Linked DNA regions of Homo sapiens: region 2 is linked to region 1. A link is a contact called in ENCODE Hi-C or POLR2A ChIA-PET data. All regions are on one chromosome and are shown on one strand. The core of a region is the stretch at or near the end of the contact, and the rest is flanking DNA. Distances in the headings are between cores, read along the strand shown. Region 1 holds the start of VGF (VGF nerve growth factor inducible). Region 2 holds the start of MUC12 (mucin 12, cell surface associated).

Region 1 (4,888 bases), core at 1,786-4,285:
TCTTAGCAAAACTATTTCCTCCGTGAGGGGTATTTACAACAGAGAAAGGAAAGAAGGGGTCAATTCACAGCGACTTGGAGAGGCTGGAGGGGCTCGTGGGAGGCCCGAAGGGCTGGAGACAGACACACTTCACACAATTAACTGGAACTGCTTTTTCCGGTTTCCGACGGGGACGTCCCCAGAGGGACTTGATGGGGCCGGGGCCCCGCGTGGCAAGGGAACTCGCACAAACCACCCGCCCTCCTGGGCTGGCCCCCGGTCACCCGCGGGTGAGCTCTGGGAGTTCGGGCTCAGGACCCGGGAGGGGGGTCTGGCAGGTCCCGACGCAGCCCGGGGACAGGGGCAGGGCCAAGGGGCAGGGCCGGGGCGCATGCAAACACCGAGGGGGAGCGGGCAACACGGAGGGGGGCGCCGGCGCGCGCGCGCGGCGGGGGCGCGCGGGGGCGGGACCGGGAAGGGCAGTCACGGGCGCCGGAGCAGCACGTGCTCGATGTAATTCTCCAGCTCCTCCTGCTCCTGCAGCCGGCGCTCCTCCGCCTCCGCCTCCTCCTGCGCGCGCCGCGCCTGGGCCTCCCGGCCGGGATAGTGGCGCGAAGGCGGCAAGGCGTGGTGGTAGTGGCGGCGGCGCAAGGCCGAGGGCGGCTGCAGTGTCCGCGGCCGGATGTAGTTGGGGAAAGGGTGGTACGGCCCTGGCGGGTACACCTCGTCCTCCTCCCGATCCCAGGGCGGGAGCACCTCGTTCCAGTCCGGCAGCTCGTCTCGTGCGGGAGCGGGGGCGGGGGGCGGGGGCTGCGGGGAGCGGACGTGGGTGGGGGCGGGGGCGGCACGGGGGGGCGGCACGGGCTCGGGAGGGGCGTTCTTCTTCCGCTTCCGCTTCTCCTCCACCTCCTCGATGATGCTGACCACGTCGTCCGCTGGCAGGTGGAGTTTGGTGGACAGCTCAATGAGGCTGTCGATCGTCTGCGGATCCATCTCCTCGTCGTCCTCCTCCTCCCCGCCCTCCTCTGTCCCCTCGGCCTCCTTCCGCCGGTGGCCCGGCGTCTCCTCCTGGGAGCGCTTGTCCTCGGCGCCGGCTTCCCCGTCCTCCTCCTCCGCGAACAGGAGCGCGTTCTGCCGCGCCCTCTCCGCCTCCTCCGCCTCTGCCTCCGCCTCGGCCGCCTCCTCATCCTCTTCCCCCACCCTCTCCTCCCCGCCGCGTCTCTCCTGCTCCGCCTCCTCCTCCTCCCTTGCACTCTCTCGCTCCTCCGCCGCCTCCTGCAGCCCCCGACCCCCGAGGCCGCGCTGCCGGGCCCCGCCCTGCAGCAAATACTGGAGCAGCAGGTCCGAGGCGAGGTCGGCCAGCCGCTCTTCCTGCGCCGCGGCCTGCCGCGTGGCCTCCGCCTGCCGCCGCCCGGCCTCCACCTGCGCCAGCCCTTGCTGGAGAAGGCGCTCGCCCGCCTCGGAGCCGCCCAGGAGTGCGCTCTCCGGCCGGCGCGCCTTGGGGAACGGGGCGGCCACGCCTTGGTACGCCTTGGACAGGGGTGCCAATGCCTCGCCTAGGTGTGTTTTGGGGGAGGACACTCCTTCCCCGAACTTGTGGGTTTCGGGAAGGGGCCCGCTGTCGGGCATACGCGCCTGGAATTGAGAGGGGGCCGGGGGCGGCAGGGGCGCGCGCTCCGGGACACGCGCCTGGAACTCTCCCCAGGAAGCGCGCCATACGCGCTCTGGCCCCGGGCTCTCCAGATTCACTCGGGTCAGCGTGTGCGTGCGGGTTTCCGTCTCTGCTGCCGCCGTCTCCTGCTGGCGCTTGGCGCTACTTGGACTGAAATCTCGCAGTTCCTGGAGCAGGGACGCTAGCGCCTCGAGCTCCTCGGAGGGATCGCTCGCCTCGGGCCCATTCTCCGGAGTCTGAGGGCGAGGCGGAGCCGCGGGCTCCGGGCTCTCCGGCGCCGGGAGGCTGTGGGTCTGGCTGCGCACGGTCTCGGTCAGCAGAGCTTCAGCTGCTTCTTCCTCCGGCCCCTGCTGGGAGCCGCTTGGTGCCGGGGGTGAGGCGGGACGGTCGAGTGCCTGCAGCAGCACCGCGGCCAGCGCCCGGGGATCCACGCCCTGGAAAAGCTCTCCCTCGTCCTGCGGCTCGGAATTCCGAGCGCCTCGGACCTCTGGGGCGCTGCCATCCTTTGGCCCGGGCACTGCGTCCCCGGCTACCGGCTCTTTATGCTCAGAGCTGAGAGGAGGAGGCTGCGCCTCAGGGCGACCAGGGGGTGCTGCCCCTAACCCGTTGATCAGCAGAAGGCAGAAGAGGGCGGAAGCCGACAATCTGAGGGCTTTCATGACCAAGAGGCTGCCGGAGACTGAAAAATAGAAGGGACCAAAAAAAGAGGATTTCTGTAAGAATTCCCCTCTCTAGGTCTACGTTCCCTTCCCCCACCTTTCAGCAGGAAACCCGGGGCTTCCCTGATCCCCCAAACCTTACCCAGAAGAGGAACGTTTAGGAGCAAAGGAGGAAGATGTTGTGCCGATCTCTGGAGCCGTGTAAATGGGAAAATAACCCCCGAAGCCCTCGCTTACCCAGGGCCTCCTCGGCCCCTTCCCTGAGCCATCTCACTGCCATCGCCCACGTACTAAGCAGCAGCAATATGGGGGAAAAAAAAATCTCTGCTCCCTCCCCGTAGGACTCCCCGGATGGTGCGTGGGCGACTTCAGCAGCAAGAGAAAAAGCTGCGACTCCCCCGTTTACCGGGGACCCTTACCAGGGGGCTCCCCGCTGTGTTTGCAACACCCCCATCGAGAGGAGAGAGAACCCTCCCTCACGCCCACGGCTGGCTGCCGAGGGTTTGAGGGACGAACAGCGGAGTATTTACCAGCTGGTGTCACGACGCGAGAGGTGGAGAGGAGGGTCGGGGCAGGGTGGGGACAGGGGAAGATCGGGACGCGTCCGCCTCGGCTCCGAGCGGTGGCCGGGGTAGGAGCGACGGTCGAGGTCTGGCGTCCCGTGGGCTGGGCTCAGCTGGGTCGGCGCGGCTCCGGGCGGCTAGCTCGCTCCGGCTTCAGCACGCTGGACAGCGCCCGCGCCTCCACCGCCTTATAAAGGGGAGCGCGCGGGGTCACGTGGGCGCGCCCCGCCCCATTGACGTCAATGTTCATTCATGGGGAAGCGGGCGGCCGCCCGGAGGAGGAAGGACGCCCGACGATTGGAGGGTGCCTGCCTCTCCCGGCCTGCGCCTGCGCGCTGGGGCCTTCGGCTGAAGGGGTGTGCGCTAGCGGAGCTCCGGGAAATGAATGAATGAATGAATGAATGAAATGCTGAAGCGGGCAGGGCGGGGGGCTATGAATGAATGAAGGAGGGACGAGGAGAAAAGGATGAATGAATGAATGGGAGAATGAATGGAAGGGTGGATGCAGAGGCGCTGGAAGGCGGGAGGGTGGGTTGCAGAGCAACTTGGAGCTGCTGGATGGAGCCCGCGTTGCTGAGTGGAATAGAAAAAGGGTAGTCCCAGCGTCTGACTGGGCACCAGTGGGAGCTCAATACTGGGGAGGGGAAGGATAAAGATTCAAGAGCCGACCAGGGGGCCGGGTTCCCCACCCCGAGACCACGCGCCCAAGGACGGCGTGAACCTGAGTGCAGAGGGACAGATCTGCACGCCTGCGGGCGCTGTCCGCGAATCGGCAGTGCGGGTGGCAGCCCCCTGACAGGGGCAGATGGGTGGATCTTGCGGTTTTGGTAATCCCATCGGGAAGGGTCCGAGTCGGAAGAGAAAAGGGAAAGAATGAGGATGTGTGTGCCTCTGGGTCGTGTCTGTTTCACGATCCGTGCTGTGTCTGGAGAAAAAGGTGTGTCTGTCCTTCTGTCCCCTGACTGCCGCTTGTGTCAAGGCCCCCCGCTGTGCCCCCTTCGGCCCATCTCTTCCCACACTCCCCCAGTCGCTTTCCCTCCTGCCGCTCCCCTCCCCCAAGGACGTTTGGAGGGCGAGACCAGAGCAGGTGGGGAGGGGGTTGCGCAGGTGGGGGGGGGGTGACTCAACTCCAGCTCTCTCCACCGCTTAAAGGGAAGGTTTGAACGCGATGGGAGGGGGACCTGCAACGTCAGAGATAGCCCCTCTCTGCCACCAGCCCCTTCGACCGTATCTCCTGCCAGAGAGGTTGGGGCTGGGGGCTTGGACAGCTAGAGGTTCCGGGGGTGGGGGGCGATGACGCACAGATTTGCGCAAAGAGAATCCATCAGAGAGCTGGGTCCGGTGAAGGGAGACCAGCCGTGGGCGGGGGTGGGGGGGAGGACGGAAATGGGGAGGGGGCAGGGGAGAGGAGAGGGTGGCAAGGGGGGCAGCCACTGCAGGAATGAAGGGGAGGGAGGGAGGAAGCCTGGAGGGGGCTGCGGTGCTGGCAGAGAGCGGTGCGGGGGCGTGGGCAGGGAAGGGGGGAATGACAATGACACACGCCAGACACACACGAACTGCGGACATAGGGGTGCTCGTGGGCACACGCAGGGCACCCGCACCCTGAGACTCTGGAAACCAAGGTCAGGGCTGTCTGTCAGGGTCTTAGAGACTCTTTCAGAAACGGTCCTCGCCCCCCTCCTCACCTCTTCCTGGCACTGACCCTCCTTCTAACCTCCCCCTCCCTACACACACACTCACGTGCTTTCTCTCTATAACCAGCAGTGGCTTCTCGCTTCCATCAGTGGCTCGACTTTCCCAGAAGAAAGCCCATCAGCTCTGCGGGGAAAGAAATGGGGAGGAGTGGAGAGGGAGAAAAGAGAGAAGAGATGGGGGCAGGGGAGGAGGAAGGAATGAAGGGATCTGGAACAGGTAGAAGGAGCAGGCTAAAGGAGAAAAAAAAACTGAGAACCAAGGTGACAGTGGAGATTCCAAAGAAAGGAGGGAAAAGAGGGGGTAGGAGACCCCGAGGCGAT
Region 2 (4,888 bases), core at 678-3,177, 200 kb before region 1:
GGAGGCAGCCTGCAGCCCCATCCCATCTCCTGCCCTCTCCTGATCTAACTCCCTGCTGCATCTCTTGCTCTCATTCCTTAGACGTCCTCCCCTTTTGACCCCGTTCCTTCATCCATCCTGCACCCCAGTCCCCCAGCCCTAAATCCTCCCTCCTCTCCTCACATCCTGGTCCCTAGCAAGGTATAGATAGCCTCTGTGTCTTAGGATACCCAGGTGCTGTTCTCCCCGTCACCCCGTTGCCCAGTTCCCCGTTTCTCTTGCTCTCATTCCTTGTATCTTCTCCCTTCTGAGCCCGTCCATTCATCGGTTCTGCCCCCGACTCCCCCTGACCTAAATACCCCAGCTGCTGTTCCCCCCATCACCCTGCTGCCCAATTCTTTATTCTCCACCCCTTTCTCTCACCCCTGGAGCCCTGCGGGTGGGGGCAGGGCATGAGTTCCCCAGTCCCCAAGGAAAGGCAGCCCCCTCAGTCTCCCTCCTCCTCATTTCCTTCGATCCCCCTCCCTTCTTGCCTCCCCTCTGCCTTTTAAACCCATCCCCTCCGATTCCCCTCCTCCCCCTTCTCTTCCTGGTGTCACCTGGATTCCTGCAGTAACTCTGAGCCCTTGAAATCCTCAGTCGCCTTGGCGGGGAAGATTGGCTTTGGGGACAGGAAGTCGGCACATCTCCAGGTCTTCATGTGCACAATACAGAGTTTATTGTAAAAAGCAGCAGCTCTCTGTCTGTCTCCTTTTCACCCCCTCAGTGGTCTCTGTTTGATCAGAGAACAGGGATTTCCAGAGGTGGCACTGTAGGAGGATCCTGGGAGCACCTGTGTCTCCTGGGGACAAAGGAGGGGGTCTGTGGGCAGCCCTTGGGGGCCATGAGGTTCCTCACAGAAAACACAGAGGTTGGGGGGACCCATTTTATTGGGGAGTGACTCTGGGCAGGGGCCCCTTGGGCTTTGTCATCTGTGCTCTCCCCACCCCCACCACTGCCCTGACCTTGATACTGGGGGCTTAGGGAGCAATTAGACCCCTGGTGTTGGTTCAGGGAGTTGGGTGGTCCAGGGGCTAGGGCTGCCTGGTCCAGCCACCTTTTGCAAGGATGGGTAAAGCTGAGCCTCCCCAAAGATCTTGATCCCCCACAAGGCCCCCAAACCCTGATAGCAAACTCACACAGCAGAGCCTGTCTATGCTGGCACCGGGCCCTTCTGTTCCTGCTGTTGTGGGCAGTCAGGCCTGCCTGAGGAGTCGAGAGTGATCAGAAATAACGTGTCCCCTTGGGTCTTTGGGTGCTGGCTTGGCAGAGGCCCCTTTGATGCTTTCTCTGGGCAGGGATGGGCCATGGCCTTTTGTCACCTCTGTGTCTGGCCAGGGGTGGGGACAAGGACCATAAAGTCTCAGGTGTGAGTGGGCCCTCTGCCCAGGAGAAGGGCTGGAAACTGGGGACCCCAGGGAAAGCCCTGGACATTTGGCAAGGACCATGTTGAGGCAGGGGATGGGGAAGGTTGGCTGGAAGAGAGAGGGGCTTCTCGGGGGTGGGAGTGGAGGGTCCTTCACTTGGTCTGGCCTGTTGCCAGCTGCCCCTTCCACGGTTCTGAACTTCTTCCGTGGTCACCCGCTTCCTGGTGCTTCTTGGCCCCCACCTCTTGTCACCAGTGGTGTGCTCACACCTCTAGCCTCCCTCCCTCCCTCCTGCGCTGCCCCACCCAAAGTGCCTCTGACTTCCGCTGACAGAGAGGGACCCCGGCTCAGGGCAGTGACTACTCCAGGACTTATAAGGAAGAAGGGTGGACAGGCTGCCCTTCGTTTAACTCCCCGTGGTCACCACGCGCTACCTGCTCAATGCCATCACCTCACCTCTACCCTGGGACAGGCACTGCTCTTCTTCAAGGCAAAGTTCTCTGGGGTCCTTTTTATAGCTGATCCCTTCCTGGGAGGCCTTCATTTCTTGGTCCCTCCTGATGAGAGAAGATGGGCAGCCAGGGGCCCGTTCCCCGGGAGATGCTGGTGATCTGGATTCTGACGCTGGCTCTCCGGCTCTGCGCGTCCGTTACTACAGTGACACCAGGTGAGTGCTCCTGGGCTGATGCTCCAGGTCCAGTGCTCCTGGGTGGTAATAGTACATGCCCCTGCCTCAGGCAGCAGGGCTGCAGGTGGCCTCCTCCCCTTTGCATGGCAAGGGGCTGCCACAGGGCTGGAGACCCGTGCTGTGACCTCATCTTGCTTTGGGGGTGCTGAAGAGGTCACTGTGGAGACCTGTGGGTGCCTGTGGTTGTGCAGGGGATGGTCTGCACACAGCTCCTGGCTGAGGGGCGGCTGAAATCCACAGCTTCTGCTCTCCAGGCTCCCCCCGGGAGGATGAAGGGGCTTTTGTCACATAGACAGTCATCTCTGCCTGCCCTCATCCTGGGGGCTTTATCTGCTGGAGGGATGGGTCTTTCCAAACCTCACGGAGGCACTGCACATGCTGCTAGCCCTGGTCGGGAGAGAGGGAGTCCAGAGGGGTGTGTGACAGTATCATCTCTTGACTTGGAGTAGCCTCAGGTGCACCCGGGGAATCCCCACCAGTTAAATGGCTGACGGGGCCAGGCGTGGTGGCTCATGCTTGTAATCCCAGCACTTTGGGAGGCCAAGGTGGGTGGATCACCTGAGGTTGGGAGTTCAAGTCCAGCCTGGCTAACATGGTGAAACCCCGTCTCTACTAAAAATACAAAAATTAACCAGGCATGGTGGCGCACACCTCTAATCCCAGCTACTTGGGAGGCTGAGGCAGGAGAATCACTGGAACCTGGTAGGTGGAGTTTGCAGTGAGGCAAGATTGTGGCACTGCACTCCAGCCTGGGCGATAAGAGCAAAACACTGCCAAAAAAAAAAAGAGAGAGAGAAAGAAAGAGAGAAATAAAGAAAGAAGGAAGGAAAGAAAAAAAAGAAAGGAAGAAAGAAAGAAAGAAAAGGAAAAAAGAAAAAATGGCTGCCAGTTGCAGGGTCTCGCCTGCAATCCTAGCACTTTGGGATGCCGAGGCAGGCAGATCACGAGGTCAGGAAATTGAGACCATCCTAGCCAACATGGTGAAACCCCAACTCCACCAAAAATATAAAAATTAGCTGGGCATGGCCTGTAATCCCAGCACTTTGGGAGGCCGAGGTGGGCGGATCACGAGGTCAGGAGATCGAGACCATCCTGGCTAACACGGTGAAACCCCATCTCTACTAAAAATACAAAAAATTAGCCGGGCGAGGTGGCGGGCACCTGTAGTCCCAGCTACTCAAAAGGCTGAGGCAGGAGAATGGCGTGAACCCGGGAGGCGGAGCCTGCAGTGAGCCGAGATCGCGCCACTGCACTCCAACCTGGGCGACAGCGAGACTCCGTCTCAAAAAAAAAAAATTAGCTGGGCATGGTGGCACACGCCTGTAGTCTCAGCTACTCAGGAGGCTGAGGCAGGAGAATCACTTGAACCCTGGAGGCAGAGGTTGCAGTGAGCCGAGATTGCACTGCTGCACTCCAGCCTGGCAACAGAGCGAGACTCTCTCAAAAAAAAACAAACAAAAAAGAAACAAACAAAAAAAAAACAAACCGTGGCTGAGGGGCTGTAGGAGGAGACAGAGGCTCAGGGGTCCTTGCTCAGCCTGGTCGTGGCTGTGTCTGAGAGATGACTCTGACCCGCTGATTTCCCTCATACAGAACAGACTTTCTGATTCCTTTCTGGCAGGGGTGGACAGGGATGAGGAGAGGCGAGAGAGGGAGACCTTGAGTTGAAGGCTGTGGGGTGGGCAGAAGGGGTGGTGAGGGGGCAGGGGAGCTGGGGTGGGGGTCTCTGGAGCCCTGCAGGACACCTTCGAGGTAACCCACCAGGGAAGTTCCACCATCCTCCCAGCCAGGGACTCAGGCCCTCCGAGGCTGCCTCTGCCCGCCAAGCCTTGACAGATGAGACCTCCTTTACCCCCACCCGGACATGTTGGGAGAGAGGTACAGGCAGGGAGGAGCTGATGGGAGAGTTTCAAGGGCTGGAGTGACGAACTCTGTGGATTTGGGGACATTATGAGAGTTTATTAATAAGACATAGATTCCCTTTAAGTTCACCTACAGAAGTGGGAAACTGTGGGCCTGGATGGGTCTTAGGAGGGGTCCTCCCCATCCCTGCTCCCAAGGCCTGGCCTAGCAGATCTCTGTAGTCAGATTATTCAAGGAGAGGGTGATGGAGGTGATGACAGCGATGATGAAGGCCCCAGGAGTCAGCAGGTGGCATTGCCTCTGTGTACCCAGCCGTGTGTTAGAGACGGCCCCCAAGCAACCAAAAACCCCCGTTCCTCAGGTGCTTATAATTGTGTGTCAAAGATAACACAGGTGAATCCCTTAGTGTGCAAAACAGTCAGAAAAACATCTATCTATGGCCAGTGCAGAGAGCAGAAGGGAGTGAGGCCAGGCAAGTAGGGCCACTCCGGAGGGCTCCGGAAGATCTGATTAGATCCAGAGACCCCCTGCCCTCCTCTTGCAGAGGGCTCTGCTGTTCACAAAGCCATTTCCCAGCAGGTAGCTCATATAATTCTCATGAGGAGATCTGTGTAAGGAAGTCGGGGCAGATGAGGATATGTAGAGACTCAGAGAGAGGATGAGTGATTTGCCTGGGTCCACACAGCAAATAATGAACACGGCCACCACTTGACAGTGGATTTGTGTCCTGCGCCCCTCCTCCCCTCTAGAGGACCCCAGTTCTCTGCACCCGCGCCTCTCCTTCCCTAGAGGATCCCAGTTCTCTCCACCAGCGCTCCTCCACCCCTCTAGAGGAACCCAGTTCTCTGCAAATCATCCCCTGCTCTGGGAATGGATTCTGGGTCCTTGGGGAGCAGTTCAGATGTCAGATCAGAGACGATCAGTGGCATCTGTAGCTTTTTTTTTTTTTTGA

The links. Hi-C counts contacts between places; a loop is a spot of excess contacts on that map. ChIA-PET counts read pairs that join two places held with the same protein, here RNA polymerase II (POLR2A). Pooled maps may share reads with other maps.
Region 2: a loop to region 1 is called in a pooled map, with 4 times the contacts of the local background. The contact joins the promoter of MUC12 here to the promoter of VGF in region 1. A Hi-C loop is called at or near these places in 1 of 37 single-sample maps with no recorded cell type and 6 of 50 pooled maps. POLR2A ChIA-PET finds 5 or more read pairs at or near these places in 3 of 52 experiments (AG04449, MCF 10A and Panc1).

The regions. Positions count from the first base shown.
Region 1 is chr7:101,162,534-101,167,421 of GRCh38, forward strand. It overlaps VGF (VGF nerve growth factor inducible), which reads right to left and starts at 3,036. Exons shown (of 2, transcript NM_003378.4): 1 at 2,841-3,036; 2 at 1-2,330. The coding sequence starts at 2,310. The coding sequence ends at 463. RefSeq lists silencers at 205-294, 855-904, 1,065-1,204, 2,967-3,066.
Region 2 is chr7:100,967,638-100,972,525 of GRCh38, forward strand. MUC12 (mucin 12, cell surface associated) reads left to right here and starts at 1,928. Exons shown (of 12, transcript NM_001164462.2): 1 at 1,928-2,052. The coding sequence starts at 1,986. It overlaps MUC3A (mucin 3A, cell surface associated), which reads left to right. Exons shown (of 12, transcript NM_005960.2): 12 at 1-710.